Regions from separate parts of the Mus musculus genome. Here region 1 is linked to region 2. The links are chromatin loops, found by intact Hi-C in ENCODE. Cell type or tissue: left cerebral cortex. All regions are shown on one strand. Links, peaks and the distances in the headings refer to the core of each region. The heading gives the core; the rest is flanking DNA.

What was found. A loop is a pair of places that touch in the nucleus more often than their neighbours do. Peaks named below come from ENCODE experiments on the same cell type or tissue, not always from the same donor. Only the 100,000 strongest peaks of a DNase experiment are listed, where the experiment ranks them.
Region 1: a loop joins it to region 2, with 2.1 times the contacts of the local background. A loop is called at or near these places in 2 of 42 quality-filtered maps.

What each region holds. Positions count from the first base shown.
Region 1 is chr17:26,658,456-26,668,859 of GRCm38, forward strand. No RefSeq gene overlaps it. Among named protein-coding and RNA genes, the nearest start is that of Atp6v0e, 13 kb to the right of the region's middle. In left cerebral cortex, for the core only: CTCF peaks have their summits at 1,945 (motif pointing right), 2,146 and 4,631; DNase peaks (open chromatin) are centred at 1,952, 2,232 and 4,667; H3K4me3 peaks cover 1,558 bases; H3K27ac peaks cover 1,347 bases.
Region 2 is chr17:26,309,260-26,319,663 of GRCm38, forward strand. No RefSeq gene overlaps it. Among named protein-coding and RNA genes, the nearest start is that of Luc7l, 62 kb to the left of the region's middle. In left cerebral cortex, for the core only: a CTCF peak has its summit at 5,222 (motif pointing right); a DNase peak (open chromatin) is centred at 5,231.

The DNA of each region.
Region 1 (10,404 bases), core at 843-8,842, 350 kb after region 2:
TCCCACATCCCCCAGCTGAGATTAAAGTGAAAGCACGTTCTTTTATTTTTGTGTTCTTAAAGAAACCAAAATTGTCACTACAGCTACCAGTCCTGATGACCCACATGATGGAAGAATTAGCCCCCTCGTTGCCATGGTATATAATGTATGAATGTATATACACACAAGTAAATACAGAAATGAAAAATATTTAAGGGCCAGTGAGATAGCTGGTGTATACGATGACCTGAGTTCAATCCCAGAACCCATGTAAAGTTGGAAGGAGAGAGTATGTGTGTGCTTCCGTATGTGTGCCATGACGCTTGATCACCCTCCCATATAATAATAAATAAAATTTATCTTTAAAAAATTATTTTAAAACTTGTTTTCGGGCTCGAGGTGTAGCTCGGTGTTACAGGCCTCCCCCCACCCCCAGCACAAAGCAACCTGGTGCATGCTTCTCGAAGGTTCGTTATCTGAAGATAGACATGGTATCGTGCGAATGTGAATGGGAACTCATGAGGGAGGGCATTCTCCGAAGACCCCTTTTCCTCCCCGCAGCTGCTCCCTGCCAGTTCTTTGCTGGTGAGGTCATGCATTTCATTCCAACCCATCACTGGGAGGACTTGGCATTCTCGGCATGCCAGGAAGAAACAGAGGCGTAATCACACCCTGGCCACACAGCTAGCAGGTGGTAAAGTTGAAATTCCAACCCAGATCGGCCTGACTACCGGGTTCTGAGGAAGCACGGGGCGGGGGGGGGGGGGGCGGGGGGGCGGTTGGTGGTTGTTCCTCAGCCCTAACGTCATCTGAGCAATGTCAAAACAGAAAGCCAAAACGGAGGAGAGTCAGAGCAAGAGGGCCTTTTGTCTCTTTTCTTACAGTTCTCATGTGGTAGTGACCTCCAACCATAAAATTGTTTTTGTTGCTACTTCATAATTGTAATCTTACTGTTATAAATTGTAAGTGCTTTCAGAAGCAGAGTTGCCATTGGGGTCGCGACCCACAGGTTGAGAACCATTGCGTTAAGCCATCCTATAAGAAAGTGGGAACATTACAGAGTCAGAATGCTTCCACGTCTCCTATCAAAGCTCTGTGCCAGCTTTGTGGAGATGCCGAATAATCACTACTTGATTGAACATTGGAGGAAACCAGCAGCAGGGACAGATCTGAATGTACAGTAGAGGAGGCAAAATAAGGGAGCCAGAGAATGGATGAACTCACTCCCATGAAGCTCTGCTGTGAGGACAACTGTGACCCTGCTGGGCACAGTCATGCTGGCACCTGCCCCCAAGTCTCCATAGAAACAGAGAGAGTGACTGATGGTAGGCCCCGTGGTACAACTTTAATCACAGTAGAGGCAGCCGATAGCAGCCTTTCCCGAGCCCTTCTGACCTGGACACACTGACAGTGGGTGGTACTCCAGTTGCCATGGTCTCTTTAACCACAGTAGGACACTTTGTCCAGGTGGAGCCTTCCTCCAAAAATCTCCAACACAGGTTGCAGAGGCGTCTAGAATAAAGTACTAAACCGGCCCCTGCAGTCCTCAGAGCTCCAGTAAGACTGGCTTTGGACAATTTATCTTCCATCTTACCAACTCTGATAAACTAGGACTATGTACAGGACCAGTGTGAAGATGGCTTTGGGCAAGACATCTTTTCTATATCTAAAGGTCTCCATTTGTTAAGGAAACATTACAACCTTGTATCTAGAATCTGGCACAAAGTAGGTTTTCAGTCCATGCACCATGAATGGATGAGTGGCAGGGCTAGAGACGACGAACGAATAATACTTTGCACAGAATATCACTTGGGTTCCTAAGATGAAAACAGCAGAAACCACAGGCCCTTTCCCTCCCTCCTCACTACTACAGTGCTCAGGACAGGTGCCTCCTTCACAGCTCAGGCAAACCCAGGAAGGACCAAGACTTCACTCCCAGAGGATGCGCAGCGTGTCTCAATCTGACGAACCTGCAGGTGGCGCCCGCGCTACCAGCAATCTTCCAACAGAAGAGCAGAGCTCCGGTGCAAGGCTGAGGAGGGGAAGGCAAGGACCCAGAGGTGGGGGGGGGGGGGGGGGTGGGCGGCCATGGACTCAAGACGGTGAGCTGGCTCTTCCCCAAAGCTCTCACTCGGTTTAAAAAAAAAAAAAAAGGTATAATACAAAAAATAGAAATAAACGGTAGAGAAAGCACACTTCACACTGTCTCCCATCGTGGCGCATCGCACCTATTTCCATCAAACAAAGCTAAGGGTTTACATAATTGTGATTAATTTTAGGAGTCTGAGCGCTGAGAGCCAGTCCTCAGCATAAAAGCCTAAATGTGAAGAGTACGTACGGTAGATGCAAAGGCTGACTTTTGGACTATCCTGGAGTGAGCCAGCCCACACATCTGATTTTCTTAGGAAGATTGATTAGAACTGCTTTGTGCCAGATGCTGTCCTGAACACTCTAGGAAACCCATTTAATTCTCACGACAACCTACTGAGATTATACCTACTCTACAGATCAGAGAGTTAGGACTATAAAACTGACAGTTCCCATGTCCAGCAAGAAAGACACACTTGGGACCAGGTATGGCTTTATGAGCCAAGCAAGGGCTAAACAAACAACGGAGGGGTTGGGGGCGGGGGGACATTTAGGGAGAACATTGGTTCTCCCTAAAATTCTTGGAAGGTGAGAGAACACTTTTTTAAAAGTTCAGATTTGAGGGATCAGGAAGTGTAAGTTAGTGGTAAGGTATGTGTTTAATATGTTGTTATAAGTTCAATCTCTAGCATCAATAAATTACATTTTAATTTAATTTAAAGTAATGCAGATATAACCCTGACCTTCCACCATGTGTTTTTATAGAATTGTATGCAATAGGACCCAAATTTCTGCATATAGAACTTCTTAGTAATTCTGAAGAAGCCAGTCAGATGGCTTTTGAAAGGTGTGTCATGGTGTTTAAAGAATTTGGACAATTACAATCAGCCTGTCACATGGGTAGGGTTCACCCAAATTAAACTAGACACAAGTAGAAAATATTTAGATTTTTTTAAAAGTTCATCTATACTGAATATGTACAGATTTTTTTTTCTTTTCATGTCCTAAGCAATACAGTATCAAAACTCATACAGCCTTTACAGTGTACTAGTTGCTATATCTAGATATGATTATGCAGGAGGACATGCATAGGATATACATATACATATATATGCCAAGTGAACATTATGATGGAATGGACTTGAATAGCCATAGATGGAGGTTCTGTGACCAGGATGCTGAGAGCAACTGTGCAGTATATATCTGTTAAGTTTAAACCCTGACTGAGGTACCTACTTAACATATTACAGTGCACCTGGCCTCCAGGTTCTCCCAGCACCCCTCAGGATGCTTTACATGGTATGGCTGGCAAGCCCTGCCCTCTACCCTGAAATCAAGCTGTGCTGCTTCCCCCCAGAGACTCTTCCCTATATAATCCAGACATTCTGGTTACCCACCCTTCCTTTTTGTACCTTTGGCCTCCCGACTGCTGCACTTGGTTCCTCTCTCTCCCTTCCTCTTCCCCTTTCCATCTTCCCATGGTTCAGGGTCAGTTCTAGCCTGGACTCTTCCAGCTATGTCCGCCTCTGGCTATGTCTCCCTTTTATCTACAATAAACTTTCTCCTTCACTGTTCCTGGGAGCAGTCATGTCCTTTTCTTTCCTTTTTCATTTTTCTTTCTTTTTCTTTTTCTTTTTCTTTTTCCATTTGAAACCCATGTAATTTCTACAGACTCCTTTGTGGTGGGAAAGGGGGGGTGAAGTTTGGGGGTGAGGTGTTTGGGAATGGAGAGAAACTAAAAAGACATCATCAAGGAACTGGGGCTGCATGTGGCTCAGTGATAAAAGGGTTGCTGGGAAATAGGAGGTGGGTCTTCGTCTTGATAAAAATAATTTTTGTTAAAATGGACTCAAAAAGAAGTTGAGAACCATCTTGTGGGCTGTAAATCTCAGCTGTGGCAGCCGGGAGGAGAGATGTAAGAAAAGGCCAAGAAAAGGTTGCAGGCTGGGCAACGGAGGTCTCAGAGCAGCTTGTGCGGGTGTGGGGTAAATGGGTGAGGGAAGAGCTGTCTTCTGGGAATAATGCCCGAGGTGTCATGGCAAGCAAGGTGGGCTTTTAGCCTAGTTTACTGGGCATCCTCCCTTTCCTTTGAAATTTTACATTTTAAAGAGGGGCAATTTGCAGTGCTTCTCTATCTTAAAATGGGTGTGTCATCAAGGAAGCAGGAGGTGGGAGGCCAAGCAGATTTGGACAGAGTCCATCCTCAGTGGTATCCGAGCCGGCTAATGCCTGTCGAAGTACCCAACAGATATATCTTGGTTGGTTGGCTGATTTATGAGAAAGGGTCTCATACACTCCAGGCCAGCTCTTAACTTTTGATCCTCTGGGCTCTCCACCTCCCCAGTACTGGAATAGTAGGAATGAGACACCAAGCCAAGCTAGAAAGGGTCCCAAAGCCCTGGGTTCGGTCCCCGACACAAAACCAGAAACTGAAGCCAGAGAAGCATCGATGAGCTTCTGTTTCAGGCCCTACAAAGCGGTTCCATTAGGGGCTCCAGCCTGAGGTCCTGCCTACTCCGCTACACGGAGAGAACATGCCGAGACTCAACTCCAGCCGCAGGGGGCGCTGTTCTGCTTTCCTGAGGCAGGAAGCGCAGACTCGCGTCCCTTCTGTGCTTGAGCTACAAGAAATGTCATTTCCGGGCCTGCAATGCACGCCACCGGAACCGGAACCGGTGGGTAGTAGTGGTTCCGCCAGGACCCAGATTGTAGGCAGTTCCATCCCTTGGTGACTTCGGACCGCAGCATAAACCTCAAACACCATCTCTATGCCCCCTCCTACATGCTCTGAAAGACCTTGTCTTCCCGGCTGTCCAAGAAACTGCGGCAGAAGTAGAGCGTCTGCTCTATGCCCATTCGCAAGGACCAGGTACATCCAAAGGTCCTCGAGTTCTAGTTACTCAAGGGCGTATAGCTCATGCACCTCGTTATCATGAAATCCTGCAGGAGTCACATACCCCGAGACCTCAGCAAGGCGGCAGAGTGACTGCCGACAAGCTAGACCAGAGCCACTACAGTGCATTGAGTCCCCTTTGCCCTTATCACAAGCAGACTGTCTCCAGGTACAGATCTGACCATTGTTTTAGGGAATGAAGTGAGATAAAGTGAGGGGCTTTGCGTATTGGATGGACATCTGATGGTTGAGAGGTAAATTAGTAAAAAATATAACGAGTGAAGTGGAAAGAGTGGCGAGGCCAGTGATAGGCAGGCCGGGCTGGGCAGTTCCGAGTGCGCACTGCTCTTACAGAGAAACTGAGTGTAGCGCCCAGCGCCCATGTCTGGCAGCGTACAACTGCCTGTAATTCCAGCTGCAGGGAGATTCCATGCCCTGGGCCCTATGGACACTGCAGTCATGTGACATACAGACGTATACACATCATTATACATAGGCCTTTAATCCCAGCACTGAGGAGGCATACAAATTAAGTTTGAGGCCGGCCTGGTCTACACAGATCCAGTTCCAGGATAGTCAGAGCTATATAGAGAGGCCCTGTCTTGAAAAACCAATATGAACCTGAAAATGTTTGCCTTATATAAAGGAGAACGTCAAGAGTCTTCAGGCCACCGCAACCTTGCAAATCGCTCTCCTTTGCAAACAAGCTGGAAAATTCATATTCTCTTCTTTCTCCACATATCCTTCCTGCTACTGCTCTGTTCCTCATTTCATAGTCCGGTTTCTCAAAAGAGTCGTCTCCACCTGCCAAGCATAGTGATCTATGCTTTAATTCCTGGCACTCAGGAGATAGGAGCATGAGACTCTCTCAGGCCAGCCTGGTTTACAGAGCAAGTTCCAGGACAGCAAGGAGACATTGTCTCAAAAGACAGACAGACACAAAGAGAGATAGACAGAGAGAGGACTACCCTGTGTTCCCATTCACTCGTGGATGCTCTCCAGTCTCATCCCTGTCCCAGCTGCTTAGGCTGGGGTTATCAGTAACCTGTGTGGCTAAATCCAGTGGCCACATTCATTGGAGGTGGCACCACCACCTCCATATAAGCATGCTTATGCTTACAGTTGCTGGCAACGTCTCAGACTCCTTTTCTGGGTATTTCTCTCCTCTGATCCCTGACTCCTGGAGTTCCAGGCCTGGGTCCCATCTATTATTTTTCTATCTATACACATATATAGCCTTCTATTCTCCAGGCTTAAGAGAAGTGCTCTGTGGTAGCAGTGCCCCAGTTTTTGGATTTAATTTGAGACATGGCATCACTATTTAGCTTAAGTTGCGGTTTCTGTTTGGTAACTGTGCCCTGCTGCTGAGACACGGGCTCAGACTTCTAAAGCACTCTTGGTCCTAACATTCCTGCTGCTTCTAAAATCTGATTTTCTTCTCAGCTTCTATATCTTAGTAAGTGACATATCTCACCAGATGTCAAGACTTGACATGACAACTCAGCCCTCACAGAGTGGGATCATCTCCCTGTAATCCCGACACTCATTGTCCTATTGTGACAAAAGCCTTTGTGTCAGCTTAGCAACTCCTCATATCTCCTTTTCTGAACAGAAATGGTACTTGTGTATTTCCTCGTTAACTCTTTTCTGCCTCTCACACTTTAGTTCTGTGTGCCAGAGAGCCATCTTGTTTGCTGGCTGGGCTCAGTCCAGAGCCTGGCCCCCAACAGAGCTCTGTCAACATCTGAGTAGGGAAAAAAAAATCTTATTAACTAGATGAATATAAAAGGTATGGTATAAAGGACTTTACAATATATGTTTACACATCACCTAGATGTATATGAGTTGTGTTTTCTTTTAGATATGAAGAAACTAAAAGTCAGGTTAAATAATACAGAACATGTAGCTGACGATGACGTCAGATTTATGATCTTCCTGAGTGCTGCTGGACTTACAGGCGTGTGCTGCCATGGTAGACCTCTGCAGTGCCAGGACTTGTGAGTTGTAAGCAAACCCCCACCACTGCTGTCTTCACTCCCAGACGCAGGGTAATTTTGTGGTTGTGGTGCTGGTCTGACCTGAGACATCAGGCAACCAAGGAACAAGTATACAGCACAAAAAAAAAGCTAGCTCTGGCTGCCAAGACTGTTTTGTTCAGAAGTTTATATGTTCAGCCCACGTGTTCCTGACAGCTTCCTCCGTGTGCTGTGCTGTCCTAGGTGGTTTGAGAATCCTACAAAGGTTAGCAGGTCAGCAGGGTAGTCCTAGTGTACAGAAACCAGTAAGTCATCTACATCAATCGGGTACAGCATAAGAAGGCCAAGGGCACAGCTGTCTACGTGGACACCCAACCCAGTAAGGTTGGGTTGACATGGCTGGGTGCACATGTCAGAGCTTTCTGAACAGGTGGTCATGTCCAAGCAGGCGTAGTGGCATCAACAAGGGACTACAGCAGCAGTTTGCAACCTGTGGGTCAAGATCCCACAGGGGTTCATATCAGATAGAAATATGACCATTCATAAGAAAAGAGTTATGAAGTGGCAGTGAAATAATTTAATGGCTGGGGTCTCCACTACATGAGAAACTGTTACAGGGTCGCGGCATTTGAAAGGTTGAGAACCACTGTTTTCGAGGTGCTTCTGTCTTGCCATTCTTGATGATGCTGTACCCCCAAGTGGATGGCAAGAGGGCCCACAAATTCTAAGTACCACTCGTTCACTAAGAAGAGTCCCGAGAGAGAACAGGGCAGAGCTCTCTTCCTGGGCCTCCCCACTCAGCTAAGAAGCGCTGTTCACCTGTTCACTCTCATTTCACATGCTGGAGAAGCTTTCTTCTCTGAGCGTCAGCTCTATAAACTGCATGGTTAGGGTCTCCTCTTCTTAGTTCCTGAACTGTTATCCAGTAGCTGGTGAGAATCCAGATTTTTTTTTCCCTAAGTATCTTGCCAGCCAGCGCTGTAAGCAACGTTTCCATCCCTTCACCGAGCTGTGGAAACCTCAGAGAATCCAGGGTCTCGAGGCTGGCTGGCAGGGGGAACCCAAGAGAAGGGCCACTGCTCAAGATTATGGAGATTTACATTCCTCCCACTTACAGCTCTGTGTCGTCTCCTAACAGGCGATTGAGCTTTAGGAGAGATGCGAAACACGGTCGCCCTGGGAAGTCATTCTTTGATCAGAATGCATTAAACAGATTTTATTCCTTTGCATGCTGCAGTGGAACACGGGGCCTTGAGTATGTCAGACACACGCTGGACCGCCTAACTCCACCTCCTGTTCTCCCTGGATGCAAAGCAACAACTGATAGGCATGGAGGCACACACCGTTAACGTTAACACCCAGGCAGAGGCTGGTGGAGCTTTGAGTTCAAGGTCAACCTGAGAGACAGTATCTCAAAAAAAAAAAAAAGGTTAAAAGCAAGAAGTATTCTTTTTTGTTTTGCTTACTTTTAAATCAATTACTGTGATTTTTACATTAGGTCTCACTATGTAACCCTAGCTGGTTGGTCTTGAAGTCGTAATCCTGGCCTCTTGAATGTCGGGATAACAGGTAAGCAATGCCTGTCTTTAGGCTGTGAGTGTTGAAGTTCGCCCACCCAGCCCGACTGTAGGGGTGACAAGCTTGTTCTCTTACTTCCCACCCTCTCACTTGTTCATATTCCCCAGGGTGAAGTGTGTGTCTCGCATGAAGCTTAGTAATTCTTAAATCCACACAAACTTGATTTGTGTTTGTAAAATATATACCCAGCTTAGAGAGTGGTTGCCCACCACATCAGAGCTGCAACCTGCTGAGCGAGGGTAAGTGATATAAAGAGCGACTTAACTAGGAAGTCCTGTGTCCATGTTTTTTGTTACTTTAGGTATTGTGAGATCTATTTCTATTTTATGTTGGTATAGGTGTTTTTGCCTGCATGTGTATCTGTGTATCATGCATATGCAGTGCCGGAGGAGGTCAAGAGAGGGCATCACCAACTCCAAGAGGGTTGCAAGCCACTGTGTGGGTGCTAAGAATGAGACCAGAGTCCTCTGGAAGAGCAGTCAATGCTCTTAACTAAGCCTGCTCTTCAATCCCACAGTGATGGTATTTTCTATCAAGTTTTGTCTTCACTCCCAGTCAGCTTAAGCTTGGAAGTCCAAAAGTTGGGTTTGATACTAAGTTTACAGTTGTGCAAGAGTTCTCTAGAGGAACAGAACCTATAGGATGAACATATACAAAAGGGACATTTATTAGATTACTTACACACTGTGACGTGGGTAATTCAAAAGTGGCTGTCTTCACACTGGAGAGCCAAGACTCCAGGAGCTACTCAGTTGTAGCTGGCTTTAACTACTTTGCAGGTTCTTCTTTCTTCCACCCTTCTCTACTCAGCCCTTTCAACCCCCTAACACTAGATAAGAGAGGTAAAAGGATACAGAGGAAATGAAGGAGATTTCTGAACAAAATCAGGGATCAGAAAGAGGTTGATGTTAGACTACTTGCTGATTAGGGGTGTCGAGTTCCTCCGGGCAAGTTTGATCTTTGCCATCAAGGTATCTAATTTCTTCTTGTTTCTTCTTTATGCATAACAAACCATGACCATCACCAAACCAACCGACAATCCACTCTGCTTCTCAGGGCCCTAGCATTTATATCTCCTCTGAAAAGTTCCCAGGATTTCAAATGGTGCACACTTGCAGAAGCTATCTGCAGGTGTCAAAATCACACCTCTGCTAGGGCAGGAGTCAAATCACGGTCACCTGCTGTGGACAATCTGAAGCATACCATACCTGGGATTAACAAAAGCACATTCCTATCATGTTTCTGGTTTGTTTAAAAAAAAAAAAAAACATAAATTAGCCGGGCGTGGTGATGCACGCCTTTAATCCCCACACTTGGGAGGCAGAGGCAGGCAGATTTCTGAGTTCGTGGACAGCCTGGTCTACAGAGTGAGTTCCAGGACAGCCAGGGCTACACAGAGAAACCCTGTCTCGAAAAACCAAAGAAAGAAAAAAAGAAAAACCAAAAAAAAAAAAAAAAACCCAAAAACATAAATTCAAAAATTGTCACTACATCTTCCCTCTCCTTTTTTAAAGCATTAATTGTGCTGTATGTAGGGAGAGAATTATAAATGGAGACATTTTTAATGAAATACGTGCCTTTTGAGTCAGTGGCCAAAGTTTTCAGGAGACTTCTGCTCAATTTTAATTTTTATAACTTTTGATATCTAGAGCTTTTCATTTCCTGTGGAGATATAAGCAAATCAGCACCCCCAGCTTCCATCTAATATTAATACATTCTTATCATATATAGGCTGATTTAATTTCATAGTTTCTTCTATAACCCAGTGTTTCTCAGCTGCTGTTGTGCCTTTCTCAGTAACATTCAGAAAATTAAAAGTTAACCGTGCACTATTGAGTATACCCCTGGGGGTCTTTATCCTTCCTTTTTTGTTTTATACGCATTTCCTTT
Region 2 (10,404 bases), core at 1,235-9,234:
TGGGTAATGCACCTGTTCCCAGGAGCAGGATTGACTGGGTAAACAGTTCAGCAGGAAGATCAGAACAGAATGGGTTATTAGGCACCGATGCACAAGATTTATAGCTGTTTGTTCTCTGCTGAGTTCAGGATCTATGTCTATTCGTACTCAGCTGGGCTAGTACTTTCCCACAGAGGCCAAGACATTATTCCCGCAAGCTCTTAAGGTAGTAAATGTTCAAACAAGATCGCTCCCAACATCTCCATTTTCTTAGTATAGAAGGATCGTGGCAATTTTAGTCTTTGCTAAGTGGTGATAGAGGCCTGACCTCCAGTGACTAAAGGGGGCCTTGTAATGGCTCCTGCCCTCCTGGTGTTGTCCAGTGAGGTGTGTGGGGGGGCATACCCTTCCTGATGTCTTTTTCCTGGAGAGGGGATAGTTTGGACACCAACCCCTATTCATTCAGGTTTGTCCCTCGGGGAACCCAGAAAGATATTTTTAGTTTTTGCTTTATATTCCCTTGCAGTGCTTTACCTTGAAACCCGAGCAAGAACTTAATTTGCCAGTCAGAGGGGATTCTGGGTGGCCCCTCTGTACTTGGTCCTGGGGCAGAAGTCCCCCTTATTGGGTGGAGATGGGTTTTGGAAACACCCTGGAGGGAATATCAACCTTGTCTCGAATCTCTTAGTCCACCATAGCTAGTTTATAATAATGCACTTGGATAGGTTTTGCTGCCAAATCATCTATCTGACGTTTCACAAAGTTGTTAAGTCTGTCAAGAGCCCAGGGACCAAAAGAAATAAGCAAAACCAATCCAACTAACAGTCCCAAAATGGAAGGAAGTAGGGTTGACAACCATGGAGAGGTTGAAAACCAATTTTTATACTAGCTCTCATCTTTCTCTCTCTCTCTGTCTGTCTTTTCTCTAGTTCTTCTCTGACTTCTCTCATGCTTTCTTTGACCACCCCTGTCTTGTCTACATAGAAGCTCTTCCTGCTGTAGAAAGATTAAATCAAGTCCTCTGAGATTTTGGAGGACGAACTCAGCTAAGGAGGAGGGAGAATCAGAGAAGTCGTCAATGCCTTGTTGGAGATGCTGGACATCTCTGTCAATGGTGACACTGAGTTCTTGATCCCTAGACTTGGAGAGAACATATGAGGAGATGACAGTCCCCGCGCCCATGGCACCAAGACCTAGGAGGACTGAAACGGTGATGGCAGTTAGGGACTCTCTTCACTGGTGGACCAGTGAAGGGGAGGAATCAGCAGACTGATCTCACAAATGAAAAAAACTCTTCTGAATGATAATAAATCAATCGAGGGACCAATTGTACAAGAATGAGAAAATCAGAATTTTTGGCAGAAAAGGGACTGGCTGAAAGACAGGGGATGAGGCCATCCAGGCAAACCCACCAAGTATCATTTGGAGGAACTAAATACTGGCTACTAATCTCAGGTGCAAGGGTAACATTGCAAAGATGGGCATACTGTGGAGGAGGAGGTGTATTACGAGTCACACAGAGGCCCAATCCCGAGACCTGAGAGAGGGATAAACCATTCCACTCTCCGAGTTGCTAATGGTGGGAATTATTTGTAGGGGTAAAATGGCCAGGAACAGCAATGCCTTCATAGCAAGGTGGTTGGGAATGGTAACACAGCCAGCAATCATCAGCAAGGTTAGGGGAGGGGGCATTGAGTGTAAGGAAGGCTTGATTCACTAAAGTGAGGATAAGGTTTTTGGTCTGAATGGAGGGGGGAGGATTGGCTATGGGAGCAGAGGAAGTTTTTGAGGTCAAGGTATGAGCAGTCTCTGTAAAAGATGGGGGGGGGGTGTGTGGTGGTTTCAGGTTCTTTGGGTGGCTGCGGCTGGGGGACTAAGACAGGGTTGGGACCAATAGGAACTGGCAATTTGGCATGAACAGGTTCATTGAGGAGCTTAATGGTAAAGGTGAGGCCAGTGTCTGTGCCTGATAGATTAAGGCAGAGATCCCATGAAAATCCTCGTGCCCAATTTTTGGACTCAGCATGGTTTGTAAATATAATGGACAGGGGAGGCACCAACCTAAGGTGACATGGTTAGAAGTTTTACAGAGAGGATTAATATTTAAAGAATTCTGGGGGCATGAAAAATTCCAGGAAACAGTAATATAATCTCAGGAGAAGGTAGGATTCCAATAGGCCACCCCCAAGGTCTCACAACCCCAGCTGGCACAATAAAGATCAGTTTTGCCACCGCACTTATGATGGAGGGAGCAGCCATGGTGGTGCCCTGGGCAAACGTAAAAATCTGTATCTTGAAGTAAGGTTCGCCTGATGGAATTATCGCTGCCAGGTTTGGCTAACCCAGTAACCAAAATCAATAAATCTTGAGGAATATTACTCTGGGTGCTGGGCATATTATCTTTTGTGGCGTTGTATAAATCTAGCTGGGACTTAAGACCCCAGGGTGCCACTGTTCTCTGTGCTAGTTTGCAAAGATGGAGGTAAGGCTAGCCGGCCACCAAATACTGGTGGAAGTCTTGGAAATGGCCCAGACAACACCATTTCTCTCTGAGAGGACCACCCAAGTGTAATTCCAAGGGATGTGCCTATTGCAAGGGGATTTGGGTGGAGGCAGTTGAAGGTTGGTGGTTGTTCTAGTCAGCCACAGGATCATGAGTATCCTCACCTGGAGCATCATCTGGAAAGGAAATGAGATTTGTCTCAGGAGGAGACGGTCGCTCCATTCTGGACACAAGCAGGTTAACAGTTTTTACTAGTCTCTCTGGTAACCATATTGGACCACCATTCTCTTTGTCATAGACGCAAGTGGATCCTTGTTCCCAAATAAGGATAGGATCTGGTCCTTTCCACTGTCCAGTGAAGGGATCTTTCCATCCTGAGAATCTTGTGACTTAGGATGCCATACTCGGTCAGCTGCTGACCTGCCTTCATTATCCAGGAACAAGAAGTTAAGAACAAAGAGAGCGTGATTAAGCCTGTTTCGAGGTGTCAAGGGGGAATAAGTGTCTGTAACTTCAGCCAAGAGCTGAAGCATATGTTTTAAAGTATGGTGGGCTCGTTCTGCAAGGCCCTGACCCTGGGGATTATAGGGAACACCAGTGACATGCCTAATGTCAAACTGGGAACAAAACTGTTGGAACTTGGTTCCTGTATAACCGGGGCCATTATCAGTTTTAATGATCTGTGGTTTTCCCATGGCAGTCATGCACTGTAGAGTGTGTGTTATCACATCACACAATGCCTCTCCAGAAAGGGGAGACACATGTATAAATCCACTATAGGTATCAACTGTAACATGCACATATTTTAACCTTCCAAAGGAGGGAAAATGGGTAACATCTGCCATTGTTCATTAGGGATGAGTCCCCTGGGGTTAACTCCCAGGTGAGGAACTGGCAGCAGAGTGGCACACCCACCACAGGACTTAACAATTTTTCTTGCTTGATCTCTAGAAATCTTGAACATTTGGCATAAGGTAGAAGCATTTAAATGATGTAGATCATGAGCCCGTTTAGCCAAGTCTATGGAATCAAGTAGGATGGAGAATGCTGTGTGAGGGGCCTCGTCAGCCAGGGCATTTCCATGAGATAGAGGACCACCCAGGCCAGATGGGCTCTCAAGTGTCCCACAAATAATGGCACTGTCCTTTTAATGATTAGGGATTGAATCTCCACAAATAATTTGGAAGCAGTAGAAGCAGGCTTAATATATGGGGCTGTCTCTAAAATAGGAATAGAATGGGCCACATAGGCACTATCAGTATACAAATTAAATGGGGTCATTGGTAATGTTTTGAAAACCTGAAGAACTGCAAACAGTTCCACCAGCTGGGCAGAGGAATATGAGGACTGTACTGAAGTAACCCGATCTTGTACAACATAGGCAGCTTTGCCTGTTGAGGAACCATCTGTAAACACCAAGGTGCCTTCAAGGAGTGGAGTCTTGGAGGTAACTTTGGGGAAAATTAAGGAGTGCGACTTTACAAATTGTATAAGGGGGTCATTTGGATAATGATTATCTATAACAAAGGAGGCACAGGCTTTGGCCCAATCATCATTAGACTGAAGAAGCCATTCAACTTGTCTGAGGTGTAAGGGATAATGATAATATCAGGATCTTTGTCAAAATATTGTCTGGACATTTTTCTTCCTTTGACGATTAGGGCGGCAGACAAGGAATAATAGGTTGCCAAGACCTTACTTGGACTCGAGGGGAGATATACACATAACAAAGGACACCCCTTTATTACGGGAATCCGGGGCTGCTGTCAGAAGACCCCCACTGGGTATGTGTGGTAGCACAGACAATGAAATAAAGTGAGGCAGGGTAATAAATTTGAAATGAGGTTTGGGAAGGTATGGCTTGACTTATCTGCTGCAGGGCTGAGATGGCTTGTTGCATAAGTGCTCGGGAGGTGAGGGTGGGGGACAAAGGATGGGAGTCTCCTGAGAGGAGTTCATTGAGGGGAACTAGAACCTTGGGAGGAATCTTTAGATGGGGTGATCAAACTGGAGGTTCCTGAGCAACTGTTGAAAATCATGTAAAATCTTAAGGGAGGAAAGTTGAAGCTCAGTCTTTGGGGTTTGACCTGTCCCAACTCGAGCTCATATCCCAGATAGGAATAAGGGTCTTTTATCTGAATCTTTTCAGGGGCAATTTTAAGTCCCTGTGAACTTGGCGTTTTTTGAAGTTGCTGAAGACGTGAGAAGGCCTGTTGCTTATTAGGGGCTGCAAGCAGAATGTCATCCATGTAATGAAGTATGTATATTTGTGGCCAAGCATTTCTAACAGGTTGGATTACATGGACTACATATTTCTGAGCTAGGGTAGGGTTATTTGCCATGCCCTGAGGGAGGACTCGCCACTGAAAGTGGTCCATGGGTCCCTGGAAATGAATTTGAGGAAGGCCAAATGCAAAATGATGACAATCATCTGGATGAAGGGGTATGGAGAAAAAGCAATCTTTTAAATCAATAACAGTTTTAAAGAAGTTTGCTGGGATGGCGGCAGGAGATGGAAGATCAGGCTGTAGGGCTCCCCATAGGAATCATAACTTTGTTAACAGCACGGAGATCTTGTAAGAATCTCCACTTGCCAGACTTTTTTTTAATAACAAAAATTGGGGTGTTCCAGGGGGGAGGAAGATGGTTCAATGTGACCAGCTGCCAACTGTTCCTGCACTATTTCGCAGCTGCCAGTTTCTCTTGAGTCAGTGACCATTGATCAACCCAGACGGGGGCAGTGTTGTTCCAGGAAATTTTCTCTGCGTGAGTCTGGGGAGCAGGCATGGCCGTGACTGTTAGGAAAAAGGCTGTGGCTGGGATTCCAAGCCTCGCCAGTCAGATTTCTGTGTCAAAGTCAAAGGTTCATTTATGCCCTGTGCTTGTCTTCCTAATCCTTGTCCTGGTAGGAATCCCTGGGTCAGCATTTGTTTTGTCACCCCTTCATTGGTGAGACTACCCCCAGAGATTGACTGGTAAATCAGGATTCACACAGGCGACTACAGTGCCTGAATTTCCTTCTTGATCTGCTCACCTAAGGGTCTGAGCACTGCCTTGAGGGTTTTTGGAATGTCCAATCCCCTGTAAATGGGTGGCTGAATCGGTCAGCTGCAGGCAGCCAGCGAAAACCTGTCAGAAATGACAGTGGCATCAGCTCCCCAGTTTAAAAGTCCTTGGAATGTTTTTCCATTTAAATCCAAGATTAGCATGGAGCAAGAGGAAGTAATCTTTTGGGCCCAAAAGGTCTCTGCTATTCCCCTCTTGCCTGGGGCCCTGGTGTCTTTATGGTAGGGATTTGTAGTAGAGACACTGGGAAAAAGCAACACTTGGGCAATGGTCTGTTGTGCTGGTATAAACACAGGACCACCTGTGGTACTTACAAGAATCTGAATTTCTCCCTGATGGTCGGGTTCTATAACTCCAGGTATGATCTGGATTCCCTCTAAGGAAAATGAAGCTCTTCGTAGAACCATACCAAAAGTATTTGGGGGTAGGGGGCCGTGTATGCCTGTAGGCATGACCTGAATGCCCTCCTCAGGGGTGCTGGAGGTGGCACAGAGATCCAATCCTGGGCTGTTTTTTGTAGCTCACTAGAGTTGGGCAAAGGACTGGGTGTGCGATGAGAAATCTGCTGGGGGCGGGGCACGACAAACCCTATTTCCCTGGGGCCTGTCCTGGGGGGTGGAGGTGGGGGCTGGAGGCCCCCTCAGGAAGTTTCCCAAATGCCGTGGCAGTAAGGGTCGTCCCTGGCTGGCTGTTTTGGATCTACACTCATTGGCCCAATGTCGGCCCCTATGTTAGTAGGGGCACAGGGTGGTCAGTAATGCCTGTGCAGGACCAGCTTCTCCCTGGCCCTCAACGGGAGGTCTCCGACTCTGGTGGTGATGGGGAAGGAAGTGGCCGGGTTGTTTACAATTAAAGCAAGTCTTTTGAGAGTTACATAAACCCGCCCTCTGAAGGGCGGTGCCAATCACTAAGCTAATGGTGTGGCTCCTTTTGGCGCCTGGACAAAGGTGGACATACTCTGCCAGTGACTTAGAGCGGTGGTGTTTGAGAATATCTTGGCAAATAGGATTGGCATTTTCAAAAGCAAGCTGTTTAATAAAGGGTTCTCAGGCTCTTGGACCCCGCTAATGAAAGAATTGTAAGATTCATCCACTCCCTGTAGCACCTTAGTGAGTGCAGCGGAGGAGCCTGATTTTGGGGGCAGCTTTCTCCAGGCGGCCAAGCGTGCCTGATGGCCCTGAGCTAGGAGGCCAGGGGAAAAGAGCATTTGGGCTTCCAAGGTGATATAAGGCAGTTTGCCCAAAATCTTCCTTGTGGTCCATGACTTAGTGTCTGGTTGCATGCAGTTTTTAATTTTGATTTCTTTTGCCATCTCTGCCACTTTTGATTTCAATAATACAAAGCCACTGCCAGTGAGTGCAGCTCGAGCGAGATATGAAAATTTGTTAGGCGTAAGCCATCCCTCTGTAGGTGATTCAAGGAGTGCCAATGTAAAGGGAGCCTTGGGACCGTAATTAGACTCTACTGCTTTAAGTTCTTCCAGAATCTAAACTCTAGTGGTTGATAATGATAGCGGGGTGGGACATCATCAGCCAGGGGCGCCGCAGGAGCTTCCTCGGTCTCCTGTGAGTCGGGCTGAAGTTCATCATCTATATCCTCCTCTTTCTCACTCACTTTTTGGTTGGGGACAGGGAATCTCTAAGGACTATGGTTCCACTCCTTAGGGAGAGGGAGAAGGCTAGGACCTTCTTTTTCTGATATTTTTTAGTTTTAACAGAGACCTGAGGCCGCTGTTGCAGGGAAGGTGTTAGATCATGCAATTCGGCCTCTAATGACTGGAGGGCCCTAAGCAGTTGTACTTGTTCCTTTCGGGTCTCTAACATATGACGCAGGGATGCTATGTCAGCAGTTAATTGACAGCGGGCACCAGACATGGCAGGTGGATCAAAGACTGCATCTAAAGTCCCATAGGGTAGTGGCAGAAAGAAAAATGGGAGTGTGGCAGTGCCTCTCAGGGGAGGGGCCTAGGCTAAAGCAGTTGTGGCCGCTTTTGGCTGATCGCGATAGAGCTCCAACTCATAACAAGCTGTCTCCTCCACGAGAGTCGCTCCATCAGTGGGCAGCAGTTTACTATCAAGATCAATGAGGGAAGGATAAAGATCTGCCATCTTAATTTCCTCCATAGGCGGGGGCAAAGGGGGAAGATCTGTGGCACCATCAGCATCGGCAACAGAAGAGGATAAAGGTTCCTCTCTTAAAGGGGAAGAAGGCAGTGTAGTAACGGCTAGGTTAGCGGAAGGAGAACGGGAGAAGGATTCTTTAAGAGACCGCTCTTCCTCGGACACCAAGCGTTGGAGATCTGGCCATTCAGGGGTGGTTTTAAGAATGTTATTAATGAGGGACTAGTAGTTAAAGGCCGTAACAGGTATTTTTGTAGGTCTAAATGCTTCATAATAATCTCTGAAACAATCACCAACTCTGAGCACCTCTTTACATCAATCGTTCCCTCTTGGGGGACCCATGGGCAAATCTCTCCCACAAATTCTAAAAATTTCTTGAAATCCTTTTTCTTAACCCTAGTTCCTCGAGTTTTGAGAGACTCCTTGAGCCCTGTCACAAAAAGTGACTGCTTAGAAAATGCTTGTCCCATGTCTTACTGTATTTCTCCTAAGATCTGCACTGGTTATGTTCTCTTTCCCAGATGGTCTCACAGTTGGGTGGACTGTGGCGTTGTGCAAAACTGAAGCTTCCTGAGATGAGCGGGTAGGCCTACCCTCCAATGATGAGCAGTGTTCTCTTCCTCAGCAATCACCGGGAAGCCAAACGTTCCGGGCACCAGTTTGTCCGGACCCACAGGACAGTCGAACAGGGACTTGAGGGGCCACCTGGAAGAAAATGGGGGAACAAGAAACACAAAGAATGACAGCAAGTCTGATGATTAAGGTGACGAATTTTTATTTTTCCCACACAGGTTATATACTCATAGGAGCAGGAAGGGGGTTGAGGGGGGTCACTTTGTCTCTGGGTAACGCACCTGTTCCCAGGAGCAGGATTGACTGGGTAAACAGTTCAGCAGGAAGATCAGAACAGAATGGGTTATTAGGCACCGATGCACAAGATTTATAGCTGTTTGTTCTCTGCTGACTTCAGGATCTATGTCTATTTGTACTCAGCTGGGCTAGTACTTTCCCACAGAGGCCAAGACTTTATTCCCACAAGTTCTTAAGGCAGTAAATGCTCAAACAAGATCGCTCCCAACAGTACAGCAGTATCACACACCAGGCACATATGTACAGCAGTGTCACAACCTGGCACACACACCAGGCACACATGTACAACAGCATCACACACCAGGCACACATGTAAACATGTACAGCGGCATCACACATCAGGCACACATGTACAGCAGTATTAGCCACTAATCATACATATACACCAGCATCACACCTCATGAATACATGTACAGCAGCATCATACACCAGACACACATGTACAAAGGCATCACACACCCAGCACACATGGACAGAGACATCACACACCAGTCATATTATACAGTGGTAAAAAATGCCTTGAACACATGTACAGCAGTATCATACAGCAGGCTCACCTGTACAGGGGTATCACATACAAGACACACATGAACATTAATTCAAACACCAGTCACACATGTACAGCCACATCACATATCAAGCACACATGTGCAGCTGCATAACACACCAGAAACACATGTGAAGGCACATCACAAATCAGGCACAAAGTACAGCCACATAACACCCAAGGCACACATGTACAGCGGCATCACATATCAGGCACACATGTACAGTGGTATCACACCCAAAGAAGACATGTATAGCAGCATCACAAACCAGGCACACATGTCCAATGGCATCACACAACAGTCACACATGTACAGTGGCATCACATACCAGGTACACATGTCCAGTGGTATCACACACCAGGCATACATGGACAGTGGCATCACACAGCAGGCACACATGTACAACAGCATCAGATACCAGGCACACATTACAGTAACATCACACAACAGTTACACATGTACAGTGGCATCACACACCAGGCCCACATATACAGCACACAGCAATCATAAATATACAGTGGCATCACACCCAAAGAAGACATGTGCAGTAGCATTACACACCAGTCACACATGTACAGTGGCATCACACACCAGTCACACATGTGGAGTGTCATCACACAACAGAGACACATGCACACATGAACAGGGGCATCACACAGCAGGCATACATATACAGTGGCACCAAAACCAAGCCCCATGTGAAGCTGCATTAAACACCAGGGACACATGTGCAAGTAAATGACACACCAGGGACACATGTACAGTGGCATCACACACCAGGAACACATGTACACATGTGCAGCAGCATCACACACCAGCTACACATGTACAGCGACATTACACACCAGGTACAAAGTTACAGCGGTATCACACAAAAATCATAAATGTAGTGTGGTATCACACACCAAAAAACATATATACAGCAGTTTTACACACCAGGCACACATGTACAGAGGCATCACACACCAGGCATACATGTACATTGACATCACACACTAGGCATACATGTACAGCACAATCACACACCAGAAATCCATGTGATGTCACATCACAAATGAGGAACACATGTACACATTTGACACAGTTACACAACAGGCATACTTGTACAGTGGCATCACACACCAGGCACACATGTGCAGGGGGATCACACACCAGGCACACATGTGCAGGGGGAATCACACACCAGGCACACATGTGCAGCTGTATCATACACCTGTCATACATATATAGAGGCATCACACACCAGGCTCACATGTACAACAGCATTACACACCAGTCACACATGTACAGTGGAATCCCGCAACAGGCACATATGTAC